2 separate regions of the Mus musculus genome follow, and region 1 is linked to region 2. A link is a loop called in an ENCODE intact Hi-C map of the cell type or tissue named here. Cell type or tissue: left cerebral cortex. All regions are shown on one strand. Links, peaks and the distances in the headings refer to the core of each region. The heading gives the core; the rest is flanking DNA.

Evidence for each region. Hi-C counts contacts between places; a loop is a spot of excess contacts. Peaks named below come from ENCODE experiments on the same cell type or tissue, not always from the same donor. Only the 100,000 strongest peaks of a DNase experiment are listed, where the experiment ranks them.
Region 1: it touches region 2 in a loop (14-fold over the local background); 2 of 42 quality-filtered maps call a loop at or near these places.

Annotation. Positions count from the first base shown.
Region 1 is chrX:48,252,108-48,260,439 of GRCm38, forward strand. It overlaps Utp14a (UTP14A small subunit processome component), which reads left to right and starts at 4,827. Exons shown (of 15, transcript NM_028276.1): 1 at 4,827-4,861; 2 at 6,233-6,308; 3 at 7,616-7,686. The coding sequence starts at 4,836. It overlaps Gm39511 (a long non-coding RNA gene), which reads right to left and starts at 4,685. Exons shown (of 3, transcript XR_882302.1): 1 at 4,629-4,685; 2 at 2,426-2,510; 3 at 2,229-2,303. In left cerebral cortex, for the core only: no CTCF peak of the experiment used is centred there; DNase peaks (open chromatin) are centred at 3,895 and 4,687; H3K4me3 peaks cover 1,945 bases; H3K27ac peaks cover 763 bases.
Region 2 is chrX:48,015,935-48,024,266 of GRCm38, forward strand. No RefSeq gene overlaps it. Among named protein-coding and RNA genes, the nearest start is that of Apln, 15 kb to the right of the region's middle. In left cerebral cortex, for the core only: a CTCF peak has its summit at 4,192 (motif pointing right); DNase peaks (open chromatin) are centred at 741, 1,208, 1,386, 2,072 and 2 more places; H3K27ac peaks cover 1,142 bases.

The sequences.
Region 1 (8,332 bases), core at 252-8,251, 240 kb after region 2:
AAGGCTGTTAACTCAAAGAAACCCTGGCTCAGAAAGCAAACAAGAAAACACACGGTTGTGTTATGTTACAAATTTTGCCTCTGCCTTGGTCTTCTTTGTCAAATATAAGTCAAATGAAATACAAATTTGTGGGGTGGAGGTATAGGAACACATACACACACATAATTTTTATTTTCACTTGCTTTCGAATTGGCTTATATTTTTATTCACTGACAATCATTAATAACTTAATCAAAATTAAACTAAACAAACATGTTTAAAATTAAACATTCTTAACTAATTAAATATCTCCCATAACTCCTATACCTTACTGTATATTTGACATCTACAATTAAGTACTTAACTCTTGTGGTAGTTTGAGTGAGAATGTTTCCCCATATTTGAACACTTGGTCCACAGTTGGAGATGCTATTTTAAAAGTTTTAGGAGGTATGGTCCTGATGAGGGAAGTGAATCGCTGGAATGGAGTTTGAGAGTGTACAGTTTTCCCCTACTTCTAATTCACTGTGCTTATATTTGCATCAAAAGATGGGATCTCAAGCTGGGCATTGTGGTGCTTGACTTTAATCACAGTGCTCAAGAGGTAAAGGTAACTGTGAGTATGAGCCCATCCTAGCCTACATAGTGAGTTCCAGGCTACAGAGGAGGGGAGAGGAGGGGAGGGAAGAGGAGGGGAGGGGAGGGCAGAGGAGACGAGACGAGAAGTAGTCTTTCAGCTTCCTGGAACCATAAGCCAAAATCAACAATTCCTTCTCCAAGCTGCTTCTGACCATGGCATTTATCACATCAACAGAAAAGTAACTAATGTAACTTTCAAACTACAAAAGTACAAAACTGAATTTTTGATCTCACTCTACAATTGCCTCTCCCCATCACCTCACTGGTTATCTCCAGCTCAGTAAATAGTCTAACTACCCATTCACTTGTTTAAGCCAGAACTTTTGACTTAGTTTTCCCCTTTCCTCTCACATTCTACTGGTAGGTTCATCAGTGACTCTGTCTCCACAGCTGCTACCTTATTCCAAACCATCATCTTCTCTTGCTGAGTACACAATGGGTGTCCTCTTGCTTCTTTTTGTTTGGTGGGTTTGGTCTTTCAAGACAGGGTTTTTGTGTAACAGAGCCTTGGCTGTTCTGCAACTGGCTTTAGATCAGGTTGGTCTCAAAGTCGCACATACCCACCTGCTTCTGCCTCCATAGTGCTGGCATTAAAGGCATGCAGCAACCACACCCAGCTTGGTTTCTGTTTCTGCTCCTGCCCATCTTTAATCCATTCTCCACACAGCAGGAAAAATATTTATAAAACGCAAAATGTCACTCATCTACATAACTACATATTTGTGACTCATTTTACTTAGAGTAAAATTTAAACTCTTCCATTATCCATGAGGACCCATATGATCTCAGCTCTATCTCTCTAGTCTGTTATTACCTTATTACTCACTGTGATCCAGCCACACTGGCCTTTCTGTTTCTAAAATATTGTAAGGCCTTCCCAACCCTGAGAGACTGTAAATACGTTGTTGACTATGACCTGATCATTCTGCCCTGATCATTCTTGCCCAGTTCTTTGCAAAACTGGTTCCTTCTTATCTGTTACGTTTCAGCTTCAATATGTCATTGACATTCCTATAGTTCTACATTAGAGGGAACTGGAAGGACTGGGTGTGGTGGTCCACACCTTTAGTCTCAGCATTTGGCAGGCACAGGCAAGTAGTTTGAAGCCAGCTGGGCTACAGAGCTACACAGGAAAACCCTGTCTCAAAAAAAAAAAAAAAAAAAAAAAGAAATCAATGTTTTTCTAAAATACTCTTATTGATATTGTATGGAAAAGATTAAAACATCATTTATTCATAAAAATATAATTTGAAGTGTCTTAGGGAAGTGGAAAAATTTTTCAAAGAGAGTAGACTAACCTTGTATTTTATTTTATCTTCTTAATAATAGTCTCTTTGCATCTTTTATGTAGGGGCATGATATGGTCTAATTACATAATTGGATGGAGAGACTAACTACTGAAAAACTGGTTGAAACAACTGTCATTATTACAGTTAACAATTATTGAGCCTTTGATGTATGACTGGCTACTCTGAGAGGTTTCCAATTATTTTACTGTTTCTTCTACATATTAATTTATTTAGTTCTCACAACTGCTCAATGTAGTATTATCCCTCTTTTTTGAGAAATGGTCTCCTGTAACTCAGGCTGACCACAAAACTCACTGTGTAGGCGAGGATGAGGTTCAACTCCTGGTCTCTTCTTTCTTCTACTAATACAGTCATTTTCCACTGATGCATACCTGGCTTTATTATCCAATTTTAAAGATTTAAAAAAAAACCCAAAGACACAGAGGGAATAAATGACTTAAGAATTACCAATCTTAGAGGAAAATAATGAGGTAAAGGTGCTTGCCTCCAAGACTGACCTGAGTTTAGTCCCTGAAACCTATATGGGAGCTGACTCCCACAAACTGTCTTCTGACTTCTATACACAGCATGCCATGTGTACCCCTAAGAAACACAAAACAACTTTTTGAATATGTTAAAAGGTAATTATCAAGTTAATAATAATAAGAAGAACTATGTTTCAAACACATATAATCTGGCTTCAAAACTCATATTCAAAATGCTACAATGTTCCTTTTCTATAAGATTTCTGCAATACCACAGATCTGAAAGGGCAAGAATCTAAGTTAATAGAAAGGCAATCATGACAGAAAGGTGGGGAGGTATTTGATAGAGTCAGGATGTAAAAGAGGTGGGGAATAGCTGAGGAATGGTGAGTCTAAGATGACTCTCATATATCTAACTTGATTGGATGATTTATTGATCAATTACAGAAACAAAGAATACAAGAGAACTCTGGTGGAAAAGGTCATCTCTGTTGTACTTGTGGGAACAAAGAAGGCACCCAGAGATAGTAATCTATAGTTTAAGAAAGACATATAAGCTAGAAGTGTAGATTTTCAAGTTCATATATCAGTTTTAAAAGCAATTTGCCCCAGGGAGAACATAGGGAACAAACATAGAGGGCCAAGAGTAAGCTTCTAGGGAATAGCATCACTTAGGGCATAAGTTTATTAGAAGCACACAACAAAGAAAATGGAAGAAGAGCCGGGTGTGGTGGCGCACACATTTAATCCCAGTACTCGGGAGGCAGAGGCAGGCGGATTTCTGAGTTCGAGGCCAGCCTGGTCTACAAAGTGAGTGCCAGGACAGCCAGGGCTACACAGAGAAACCCTGTCTTGAAAAACAAAAAAACAAAAAACAAAACAAAAAAAACAAAAAAGAAAGAAAGAAAATGGAAGAAGATGGTCATAGAGCTACCATCATAGAGGATACCAGGAGAGAGCAGTCAGGGAACTCTGGGCTAGAGTTTTAGCAACATTTAAAATTGACTGGGAGGGGAGCAGTGAGCAGGATGTAAAGTAAAAATAAATAATTTTTAAAAAATTGTCCTTAAGCCCACTGGAAAATTGTGTCTATGAAACCATAGAAAATATCTGCTTTGTTCAACAATGTATCAATAACTCCTAAAAACCTGGCACATAGTCAATGATTAAAAAAATTTTACTGAATGAATAATGAAAAACAAAAACAACTATCAAATCCCATATTCAATTCTGGGACCACAAAGACTAGAAAGTATTATTTTATTTAAGAATTTTAGAGCATTGCCGATTACCATAAGAAATTTCAGTGCAACCGTTGGAGAAAACAAAATGGAAATGACCTAAAAGAAATGGCAATAATGTTTTTATGCAAGAAGTCTCAGGCTGGTCAAAAGCATTTGACACCCTCCCCCCAACCCTGACAACCTAAATTTAATCCCCTGCAGCCAGATGGTGAAAGGAATTCCTACAGGTTGTCCTGATTTCCGCGTGTGCAATGGCATGCGTACACACGCGCGCGCACACACACACGCGCACGCACACGCAAATGCACTCACACACATAGATAGGTTTATTATTTACAAATTATGCCAGACGTGGTACCACAAAAGCATGTAATCTCAGCAGGTCGGGTGCTAAAGCAAGAGGATCACCAATTTAAGGCTAGCCTGTCTCAAACAAGAAAAAAAAAAAAAAAAAAAAAAAAGCAAGAGTTGAGAAACTGCAGCCTCATGCCTGTGCTGCAAGCAGTTTACTAGTGAGCTATGGACCGGATAAAATAAGATTGTGTGTGCGTGCATGTGTGTATGGGTCCTACTATGTTGCACCGGATGGAGCAAGAAGAGATCTTTCTGCCTCATAACACATTCTCGAGTGACATTTTCTTGTATAGGAAAAGGGGACAATGAGCTGTAATCACAGGTACACCGGCTCAAAAAGAATTTCTCTTCAGATGGATAGAAACTTGCTACGTTCCCGTCCCCTTGATCTGGCAGGAGTCCAACACAGTCTGGGGCTGGCCAGTCCAGAGCTGTGCGACAGAGTCCAACGGGGCCTGGCCCTGGAGGCTTTGTTTTGGTTTGATTGGTTTTGGTTTTAGCTCCGTCCCTGACAGCGCAGCACCCTCGCCCTCACCACACTAATCTCGGACCGCAAGAAAACCGAATGCCAGGGAACCAATACCGCCAACCTAAATAAAAACCTCTCAGAAGAATGGGGACCGGCAAGTCCCACCCACCGGCAGTGCGGACCAACTGGCAGGCAGCCGGCTTTTCCATCGACCAATCCTGGAGCGCCTACAATACTTTGCAAGCCTCCCCCTGGGCGGAAATGACGCGCGTTGTCGCGCGTGATTAGCGGAAGCAAAATTTGCTTTGCGGCAGGCAAGGAGCTTGCTCTCTCTTTGGTTTCCGTTCCTGACCCATGTGAGTTACCGGCGACAGCGATGAACTCTATCAAAGCTACGAAGGGGTAAGACGTAAAAGGGAAAGGAGATTCCCGGGTATTTTTGAGGGCTGAATTTCCTGTATTTAGGGAAGTGGAAGCCGAACTGCTGTTTGTTAGAGATTCGCCTCCCCAAACCCTGCCAGTAGTTAATGTATCGGCTAGGAATCCTAAAGTCCCTTAATTTAAATTGGCTTTGCTCCTCAGTTTCTCGGCTCTTAAGTTGCATCGCTGTTAGGTCTGATGGTCGTCCGACTCTTGGCAAAGTTACTATTGATTTCCCTTTATTTGTCACGTGCGCATTTTCTGCCTCTGCCACGCGCAACATGCGCCGTCTGTGAGAGTGCCAAGTTGTGCCAGACCTAACAGGTATTTCATGTTACCCCTCAACGTTAGAAAAATCTAAATGTAGTCGCTTTGGTAATGTTTGCTTAGTAAATACCGAGATCCACTGTTAAGTAATAGTAGGTTTTTCCTAAATTCTAATCACCTTAAACACCCATTTATACAGTTGGTTTCAACCATTACCCTACGTCCTCAGTTATGCGAACAAATTATCAAGATTACATTTTTAATAAGTTGCACTTAATCAAGGCACCTGACCGGTGGGAGATCCATAGAAGCATTAATAGAATGTTTTCGAATGTTTAAAAGGTTTCCCAGTTGGTGGCGGCACACGCCTTTAATCTCAGCACTTGGGAGGTAAAAGCAAGCCAATCTCCAAGTGTGAGGTCAGGCTGGTCTACAAAGCGAGTTCCAGGACAGCTAAGGTTACACCGAACAACTCTTGTCTCAAAAAATAAAATAAAATACACGTTTAAATAGTTAATAGGAAACTGCCTTTGCCTCAAAAGACAGCAGTAGCGTCAGTGGGAAATTGAAGCATAGTAAGTAACAGAAGTGCAGGGTCAGCCACTAACCAGTGTTGTCTTTCCCATGCCGATATTGTCATCTTGGAAGTGATGCCTGACCCCCTTCTAAAAACACTTTAACTAATTACCTTCTGTTTTGTTTTTTTGCACCTCTTCTCAGATAAGAATACTCAGAACTGAGCAAACAGATATTTGTTTAGATCAATAGTTCTCCACCTTCCTAGTGCTGCTCAACCCTTTACTACAGTTCCTCATGTTCTGGGGTTCATGACCACCTCCCAAAACATAAACCATAAAATTACTTTCCTTGCTTCTTCATAACTGCACTTTTGCTACTGTTATGAATTGTAACATGAATAATGTCTGAAATGCGGGATATCTGACACATGACCCATGGGAATGGACCTTTTGCCCCCCCCACACACACACACACCCCTGTGGGTTTTGACCCACAGGTTGAGAACTGCTGGTTTAAAAGAAGAGTTATTTCATGTGCTAATGTTTCTGTGTTGCCTTTTTAAAACAGCCTTCTGGCTTTGAGCCAGCAGGATGATCTAATGGATTTGACAAGCAACTACCCCTTGAGTGCCAGTGAAGATGAGGTAGGTGACAGCTGTTGAACGGATTCAAAATTAGGGTGAACAAAACACTCCTGGAGAGGAAAGGGGAATAAAAATGTGTGCGTGTAAAGAAGGTTACTAAAACTCTAACATATGCTATCTTTTTTTTTTTTTTTTTTTTCTGGTTTTCAAGGCAGGGTTATACAGCTCTGGCTATCCTGGAACTTGATCTGATGCTATCTGAATTTTAAACCTATTCCCCTGACAAAACTACTTACATTGTTTTTCCTCTTTCTCTGTGAACTATTTTAATACCAACACATGGGAAGCAGAGCCTGGTAGCTCTCTATGATTTTGAGGCCAGCCTGGTCTAAAAGGCAAGTTCCAGACTAACCAGGGTTACATAGTGAGACCCTGTCTCAAAAAGGGTAGTGGGAGTTTTCTCCTGGGGGGAGGGGAAACACTTCGATAACTGTGGCTATGAATTGAACTATTTTTCAGTGTTTCTGTATGAAAAACACTTTTTGTATCTTTTTTTTTTTTTTTTTTTTTTTTTTTTTTTTTTGGCTTTTCGAGACAGGGTTTCTCTGTATAACCCTGGCTGTCCAAGAACTCACTTTGTAGACCAGGCTGGCCTTGAACTCAGAAATCTGCCTGCCTCTGCCTCCCAAGTGCTTGGATCGAAGGCGTGCGCCACCACTGCCCAGCTAAGAAACACTTTTTGTAAAAACAGTATTTTTAGCTGTTTAGCTGGGATATTAGGGCTGGTGAGCTGGCTTAATGGGTAAGAGCACTGACTTCTCTTCTGAAGGTCCCGAGTTCAAATCCCAGCAACTACATGATGGCTCACAACCACCCATAATGAGGTCTGACACCCTCTTCTGGTGCATCTGAAGTCAGCTACAGTGTACTTATGTGTAATAATAAATAAATCTTTGGGCCGGAGCAAGCAGGGACTGAGTGAGCAGAGTTGACCAGAGTGAGTGGGGGCCGACCAGAGCGAGCAGATGTCCTAAAAATTTAATTCCCAACAACCACATGAAAGCTCACAACCATCTGTACAGCTACAGTGTACTCACATAAAATAAATAAATAAATCTTCAAAAAATAAATCAGGGCATTAGCTCCCAAGTTACCAAGGATTCACATTGCTTGTGAAGATCATGTTTGGATTCTGAAACAATTCCTAATTCCAATTCCAGCTTTGTAATTAGGGTGTTTACATACAATATCTCATCGGATTCCCCTCTTCTCTACCAACCAGAACCAACATTTTTATATGGACTTGTTTCCAAGTTGTCTCTTCCCTCCTTTCATTGCCCTGATGGAGTTTCCTTTTCTGTGTCTAGGGGGACAGTGATGGAGAAAGAAAGCATCAAAAACTTCTGGAAGCAATTGGTTCCCTTAGTGGAAAAAATAGGTAAGGGCCCAGTGAGTTGGGTATCTTATAATTAGCTCGCTCTTTCTTTCTGTGTGTGGGTATACATATGCTCTGTAGCACAAGTGGACATGACAGGGCAACGTGTAGACGTTCGTTCTTTCCACCATGTGGAGGATCAAACTCAAATAGTTTTGCTTGGCAGCAATGGCCTTTACCTCTTATGCCGTCTTGCTGACTATAACTGGCTGTTTCTGAGACTTTTATTGTCTCTTGTAACAATCCTAGCACCTGTGTGTAGCGTATAGTTTAAAAAAAAAAAACTATATGATTGTTGGCTACTTTCCTTATCGCTATAATTATATTAGAACATTTCACTTTGGGAGCTTTAATTTACCTATAGTCTTTTGAAGCACTGAATCCATACTAACCCCATTAAAGAAGGGAATTAAATTTTATCTCCATGGTCAATCATTTGTAAGTCACAAGTCCTGGGTTCAAATCCAGTCGTGCTTAGATCTTTTCCTTGTACAACATTGTATTTTTCAAGGGCTGAATCTATATTAAAAGATGAGATATGGATCAGGTTATAATGTTTAGGAATAGTTTGGTTGCTCAGTGACAAAAGCAGACCGTTGGGGGCGGGGCTATAAAGGCAAAGCTGCCTTTGAAAAAAGAAATGTTGTAC
Region 2 (8,332 bases), core at 159-8,158:
GCGCCTTGGGGGGGGGGGCTGTAAGGGGTCTCTAATGACTTGGATGGATCCACCTGTTTCAGCTCATTGTCACCAGAGAGAGGTCATAGGTCATCATTGCTCACAGAATTCTCTGCTGGAACTCATAAGTAGCACCCCTTGTGAAGAGATGTTCACCCAGGTTGGTGCGCCGGGATTCCCTTTTCCCTGCCTTGAGCTTCCTTTGTCCTTCATTAAATGGAGTCAGTCATGCCTGCCTTGATGGCTTGTTCTGAAGAAGACATGATGGCTAACACAGAAAGCATGTCCTAAACTACTGGCTAGCACGTAACAAGTGTGGAAGCCAATTCTGGAAAGTCTGCCCTAAATGCTTTTGCCTGGCCACACAATAGAAGCTTCTCTCCCCTCCCCCCACACACCTTTTTTTTTTTTTTTAACCAACTCCACAAACAGGTAGAAAACCTAGAAGCCCGAGTAGTCTCTGGGATCAAAGAATCCAAGTTAGAAATGATCCAAAGTTGAGACTTTTCAAATTGTGTTCCACAGAATTGTGGGTGCCTGGGGTGGGAGGACACTGGTAGGAAGAAGAGTGAGACTCAATTGGTGATGCCGAGAGCTTTGATACAATTTATCTGGGCTATGGCTTTGCAAAGAGTTTGAAAAGTCTGGCCCAGCATTCCTGGCTTTGCTCCTGGACTACATGAACCCAAGTAGCCTGAAAACAGCCGCAGTGAGAGGCACTGGGCCCAGAAGGTAGCCAAAGCTCTATTTGCTCCCACGTCTATCGGGCCAAGCCCTGTTCCTGTCCCAGACCTTCTTGTAGACCCAGGCTCTTTTAACCTGGCAGTCTGAGAATCAGTAAGGTAAGCAAAATGAGTCTCGTTTCCTTAGGGAAGGAAACAATTCTGGGCCTTCCCTTCCCTTCCCTCTGGAAAGGAAGAGCAGGGGCACAATCCAAAGCACACTGGGCTAGGGGGCCCACCTTTCAGGGCATTCTTTGCTGAGGGTGAAGGGTAGGGGTCTAATCTGCATTCAGGACAAAGCTGACAGGGTGTTTGAGTGTTGTTGTCATAGAGACTCAGAAAGGTGTTATTAGCATCTTTTCAACTCAGTGGCCCTGTGTGGTCCAGTCCCGTGCAATCTTAGCAGTAGCGCGCTGTCACCCTGGCAACCCATTAGCCTAGTGTTGTTACCATGGAAACTCCAGCGCTGTTGATGGGCCCAAGAACTTCCCTGAGGAGATATGCTCTGGGGGATCTGCCCTTGGCAGTGCCTATTCCTCAGGTCTCCCAACTAACAGTTGCCTGCTACTCAGACACTGGAGGCATTTAGGGCTTTTTTTTTTTTTTCTGGAGTAAGCTCAGATTCTGTGTGACAGAAAAAAATTTGGCCCTTCAAAGTGGCAAGTCTATGCTTTGTTACCATGGAAATGCTGCTTTTAAGGCTCTCAATGCAGGATGCAAAACTAACTCTTGCAGGAAATTGAGGCCAGCCAGAAAGGAGGCTGTGGGCTTGCACTTCACACTCTTGGAGCTCGTTCATTCATTTGGCATTAGTGAGCATCTATTAATACACTCGGTGCTGTGGATGCTCAGGGTTAGAACTAGAGACAAGGCCTGATCATCCACTGTCCTCAACTGAAAAGAAGGTCAAGGTGGATAGAACCATTTTTACTTCCCGCTTCAACCCTATCTGGTTCTCAGTCACTGTATCAGGACCATGGGGTAACAAAGAAGCCTAGGTCCCTTGGGGGAATTCTGTGATAAGAGGAGAGGTATCACTAAACGTCAGCCCCTCCCCCAAAATGACATCAAGATTTCTCTGAGCTCAAAGAAATCCTCAGATTTGCTGTGTGAGGATGAACAAGAGGAATATCTGCTATAACCTCTCCCTTACTTGTATCTTTAGGAAACTTAGATCATTGTGACGTCTGAGTAACTAAAACCTGGGTAGACTTGCCAGAAGAGTCCACTGGCAAAGCAGGCTGCCTTTCGAGGTAATGAACTCCTCATTACTGGAGGTAAGCAAGCAGAGACAAAGCAACTGCTCAGCAAGGATTGTATAGATGGTTCAGTCATAGTCCTGGAGGTAGACTGCAGTCTTTAAATCTTGGCACAGCTTACTAACTGTGTGACTATAGGCAATTTGCTTAAGCACATTGAGCTTTGCTTTTCACGTCCACAAAAATGGAGGTGAGAGTTTCTGCCTAGTGTCGTTGTCTTGGGGATTCAATCAGTATGGTAGAAGGAAAGCACACAGAATAGCACCTAGCACGTCAGTACTCAATAAACACTGGCTTGCCTTGTGACATGATGGTTTGGCTGAAGTTCCCACCAAGTGCCTGTTAGCTCTGCATCCTCCTGTACCATCTGGAGAGAGAGAGAAGGCGTCCCACCAAGGGCAGGGCCCTGTACTGACCCCAAGAGCTTTGAACTCCCCAGGAGCATGCTTGTAGTAGCGGTTTTCTTTTCAGGTTGCTTTTAGTTTCAATCTCTTCACTGAGCCTAAAGACCCAAGGGTACAAGGATCATCTCCACAGGGTAGTAAGGGAAGTGAAGGATGAGCAGGGACCCAGTTATCAAGTTCCAGAGCTGGCATGGCAGCTTCCTTTCTGTTACAACCCTTCTCAGAACTTAGGGGCGCCCTATCGAGAGGGGGGCAGATGGAAAGGGCAGTGCCTCCCTTCTTGGACTTGTGCACGAAAGAGTTACAGCCACAGTTAGAGGAGCCATAGAGGGTACATCTTAGAAAGGCTGGGGCTGTGACTGGTGCGTTGTACCTCTGGAAGAAGGACAAAGCGACTCTTTGCAATGAGCTCTTACTTGAAGCTCATTTCTAGAAACTGAATGGGCTTTTCCTGAGCTCCCGTCATTCTGGTCACATCCAGTTTCCCTTTGAGTCAGGTTCGGGGATTCATTAGACTCTGATCTGACATTTCAGTCCCAATGTAGTGGCTCAGATACTCAACTCAGCTAATGACCTCACCAGGGGATTTTGCTTGCTGAGATTGGGCAAGGTGGGCTAGTATTTTTATGTAGGATATGTGGGACCTTGTAGCCAGACAGGCAGAAGAACGATAAGGTTAAATGAGCTCAAATCCCTGGACTCTCAGAAATGAGAACAGCGGGAGTGGAGCCATTCCCTACCTGCCTCTACCTGCTCTAGAACACCCCACAACACCCCACTGAGGACCACAGATCAAGTAGCATAAACACCAGGAGTTCTCTATGCTATTGGGGTATCTAGGTAGCCCCCCAACGTTCAGCCAATGAGCTCTTCCTGGACATTCCTTTCCGCAAAAGGTATTTAACCCCTGGTTCACCCTAAATAAAGTGTATGCATTCACATCCATCATCAAATAAACCAGTATGAACAAGCAAGGAGCGGCTCTTCATTAAGGATCGCAGCAGGGAAAGCCATGCGCCTAATCTCTGGAGGAAGTTCTCTCCTCCAGACCCTCTGGACCCTCGCCACTCACTTCGAACCAAACAGGTTCCCCCAACCTGGGCTCTGCCTTCCCCTTCCTGCCCTATGCGTGGATGCCCTGAGGGTAAGCGTGACTCCCAGCCGTAGGTCAGCGGCACCCTGGTACACGAAAGAGAGGGAACCACAGCATTTGGTCCTGGTTCCACTGTTTCCCCTTCCCGTTATGGACTTTGACTTGACTTCTCCAGGTGGCGCTGCGGACACCCCAGCGGAGAATCCGGAATTGGGACGACATTTTTAGCCACTTAGAAGAGGCTTGGAAACAGGAGTGATGCCCGTGGCCTCCTAAAGCTCTGGGTTTAGATGAACATCTGTAGCTGGGAGTGTGGAGTATCCGGAGTAACACCTTGAAAATACTGGATAACCGTCACGGCACAGCAATGTCCATTAATCAGAGTGTTCTCTGGGCAGAAACACCCTATACAACTTCACCAGTGCAGACAGGGGCAAAGAGGAGACCAGAGACTAGACACACTCGGAGAGATCTTCCAGGAACACATACAATAATGTTATGTTACTGCTATTGCCTGCAGAAGTGATGAAACTTCCCTCTGGCACTTGAGGGTAACAGAAAACTGATAGGGGAGAGACCAGTGGGAACACAGAGTTCACTGGAAGAAGCATCCCATCTGAAGCAAACAGCAGAGTAGCCATGCAAAAGCTCACTAGCAGGTGCGGAGCTCCGAGAAGGGGAAAAACTCTCTGCAGTTCCCACACGTCGCCAGCAGGGGGAAGCCTCTCATGCTACATTTCTCCCCCCAAAACTGAGCAAGCGTACTGGAGATAGAAGAGCTGAACCTTTGGCTAGGATTGCAGAATTTAGAAGCTTGCAGAGTATCCTGCCAGCCTGAAAGTTGGCCCAGGTGCACTCAACCACCCACTTCTGTAAGGGGAGGGGCACTACCTTTCCTAAGCAATTGGTAAAATTGATAAGAGCATTTGAGCAGATTGCCAGAAGACAATGTCTTAGCTATCATCAAGTACTCTACCTTCCCAGTCTAGGGCAGGAGTCCCTATAGGAGTTCAATGGAATCTCTCATTGGGCAAGTCACACAGCCTCTCACAACCTCTCCTCTTTGTAAAATGGCTTTAAGAAGAAGTCATGTCTTCCCCTTCCTGCCTCAGTGTTTCTACAGGAGCTCTGGGCTTCTTCTACAAAGGCCTCCCTCCTTCTTGTTCCAGACTCATTCCTGAGGTCCCATCTCCCAAGCCTCCTCCAACATCCCCATGGTCCCCAGAAAAACTGCCTAGAAGCCCTGAGCATTTATATCCCTCTAACTCATAAGGAATGTGGTACATCATAGGCACTCAATATACATTTGAAAAATGTTAAGATTCCCAGTTTTGGCCCGGCAATGGTAGCGCACGCCTTTAATCCCAGCACTTGGGAGGCAGAGGCAGGTGGATTTCTGAGTTCGAGGCCAGCCTGGTCTACAGAGTGAGTTTCAGGACAGCTAGGACTACACAGAGAAACCCTGTCTCAACCCCCCCCCAAAAAGATTCCCAGTTTTGAGGGGCGTGGAATCCTGGACCTAATATATGCTAAGCATATACTCCACCACTGAGGTATACTCCCGGCCTGCAAAGGACTATGATTTTCATTTCAGAAAGGATAAAACTGAGGCCCAGAAAGATTCCAATACCACCTCGATCCTCTGAGTTCTCTTGCACATACCATGCGAGACCCTCAAACGAGTGGGTGACTTAGCTTTTCAATGCCTCTGTCTTCTCTGCTACAGGATGGGACTGTGATGGAGACTAAGTCAAAGCAGGTGGCGCTCTGTGCATGGCTCATGAGACGCGCTCTAATGCCACCTAGTCATGCCCCTTTTAAAAGTGTCACTTTCTGGGCCTGAGTCTCAATTTTGTCATCTGTAAAACTGAAGGAGTGTGCCTCACAGAATGGCCTCCCAGGCTCATCAGCTCTGATCTTGGGATTCTCTACGGCTGAGAACGGGAGACCACTGGTAGATTGTCCTATGAGAAGAGATGAGGGCAAAGTGGAACCCTAAAAGATGACCTGGGATTCACCCAGTCAGCTACTGGCCAAGCTGGGGTAGGATCTAGCGCTCTGAGCTTGGGAGCTTTCTGCTACTGGGCCCCCTTGATTTGGCCCTACCAATTCTTCAATGCTGCTGACAGAAGAAGGAAAAGCAATTTACACAGTGGGAGAAAGGTGACCAAGAGGTAGCAGCCTCTCTGGAGTAACGGGGAGTAGTGTAAACCCACATAACCCAGCAGTGGCCTTCCTTCCCAGCTGAGGGTAATGCCCCACCCTATGTGTATTTCTTCTCCTAGACCTGAGCTGCCTCCACAGCACAACCCAAAGTACCTGAAGCACTTTCATTGTTTGCTGGGATCCCCTGCTATAAGCATTGTTCCCAAACGTGCTTCAACGCTGTCTACCCATTCAAGCTGGTCTAGCAGGGAAGGTGGTTGAACAGTCAAAGAAAGGCATGGCCAAGCTGCCCAGAAAACCAAGGCAGAAGCAGATTCTAGGTTTACAGGCCTCTGATCCCTCAAGTAAGGATCCATAAATACTAAGTCTCCTGGAACAGGTGTCTAGCTCCATAATTGGAACTCCGGGTCCCCAGATGAGGTGCTGATAGTGTAGATTTGGTGTCTTTGGAGAAGCCTTCCAGGCTGTAGCCCAAGTGAGAATGCCGTGGGCCAAATATGTCCCTGGGGAAGGCCTTGGGTGTTATCTAGGAGAGCTGAAGTTTCCAGTGACCGAGGCGCAGGACCGTGACCCCCATGCTGAGGCTAGACCTAGCTTTGAAGCATGGCTTGCCAAGTAGAGCTACTTCAGGCAATTGAGCAAGTGATTTCACCTCCTCAAGTATTTTTTTTTCTCTCTGTATAAAGCAGAGATCATTAATGGCTTCTCTGTCCACATCTCAGGGCCTGTGTGAAACTGAGGAGAGATAATAACTGTGCCTATTTAGTGAGCCAGTCAGGGGCACTGAGGTCTGTATTGAGCACTCCACCCGTGTGATGCTACACAATCCTGATCAGAGAGCACTGGGAAGCAAACAGCAGCATCCTGGGCAAGGAGGAAAAGCAGGCTTATGTGAGATTATTGTTGCACCCTGGTGCAGGGGTCATATGACAGGCAGTTGATGACATTCCCTCAACTGTAAATGTCCCCTGCCCCACATATCCCTTCGCTGGGTCTGCATGGTAAGTCAAAGAACTGGCCAATGCTTCATGAGAAGGGGGTTGGCCAAACTATAGCCTGCTACCTGTTTTTAAAAGTGGAGCTTAGTTGGAACACAGTCCCACCGTTGATTTATGTGCTGTCTGTCTATGGCTGCTTCTGTAGGACAAGGCAGATATAATTCATAGGTGGGGGCAGATTTGAAAAGAATGGACAGAAAAAGTGCTCTGGTCCCTGCCACAAACTGTCTTCAGTTGACCTTTCGGCTGTACTCCAAAGCACCAGCAGGGGAGTTCCTTGCTAGGCTATCTCTCCAAGCACTTCCCACTGGGAAGGGGAAAGTAGGTTTTCAAAGGAGACCTCCAGAGGCCTTCCTTTTGGGTGTTCCAGAGAAATGCTGGCAGGGTGAACAGCCTTTGCCAGCCAGGACAGGAAGGTATTGACTAAGTCTTCTCTACCATTTTCTTTGGAAGTTAGCTGGCATTGGTTCAATCTGGGCAGAGAGAAACCTTGGATTGAGAAATTTAGCTGAATAGCCTTTAGATCCAAGAAACAGGATTATATAAGCATCCTGGAATGGCCACTTACTCTAGGCCTTGAGCTCTTTGGTTGTAGAAGAGCCCAGCCCCAATTAGGGGTCTCAAGTCAATCAAAGAGTCTGAAGAGAAAGGGCTTCATAGCCCGTAGCCATGGCTCATTTGACAGCAACACCTGGGACCTGAAAAGCCATGCATGTCCCAAATCTGGTTTCCCAATCTTTGTCATTTCAGAGGCTGCCCAGTTTCTAGGTGGCTTTGGAAGCAGTGTTGTTTCTCAGGTCCTTTGCCTGCCTTCCTTGCCTCCTCAGGCTGGGGCCTCTTGTTCAGAAATCATCAGGTGAATTGTTGATTTGTCTAGCAGGCATCTAACCTCAACTTGCAGGTTATGAGAGTATGGATGCATTTATTTTGTGTGACACTGATAGCTACAACTGTCACACCCAAGGACTGTAAAAACCAGCCGGTAAGATGGCTCAGTGGTTAAGAGATCTTTCAGCCAAATCTGATAACCTGAGTCCCATAACCACAACCTGCACTGTGAAAGGAGAGAGACAACTCCAGCCAGTGGTTCTCTGACTTCCATGTGTGCACTAAGGTAAGCAAGCTCACACGCAGGTGCCCACATACACAAATGCATGCATAAATAAGAAAAAGAAAAAGCCACATAATCAAGTTACAAAGAAAGCTCATAATGTCTGAAGTGTGCATATGCTTTTGTGTTGGTCCACATTCATAGCGATCCTGGGCCAAGTGTTGTCTCAAGGCTCAGCATTTTGACAACCGACACTGCTCTGATTCTCTTGCATTTGTTTGGTCAAGACAAGGTATCTGCAAAGGATATAACCTTCATGCCCCTGCTCTAGTTAGGTCTCAAGTCCAGTTACCTTAACAGAGAGACACTAGTTTTTCTTCCCCTTGTCCTCTGTGCCAAGGGAAGTCAAGCTCACACCTACTTGATGCACACTTCACCACACTTGCTCTCTGCACCCTAGTGTCTGCTGTTTCTTTCTTAGTCCCAGCCTTCCCTGCTCAGCATCCTCTACCCAGACTCTGTTGGGTCTTGATGGGCCAGTTTTAATCGCTTAGCCTCTCTTCACTCTCCCCGATCCCACCAGACCATGGTGCCTCCTACTCTAAAATTCTGTTTCACTGACTGGAAAACAAACAAACA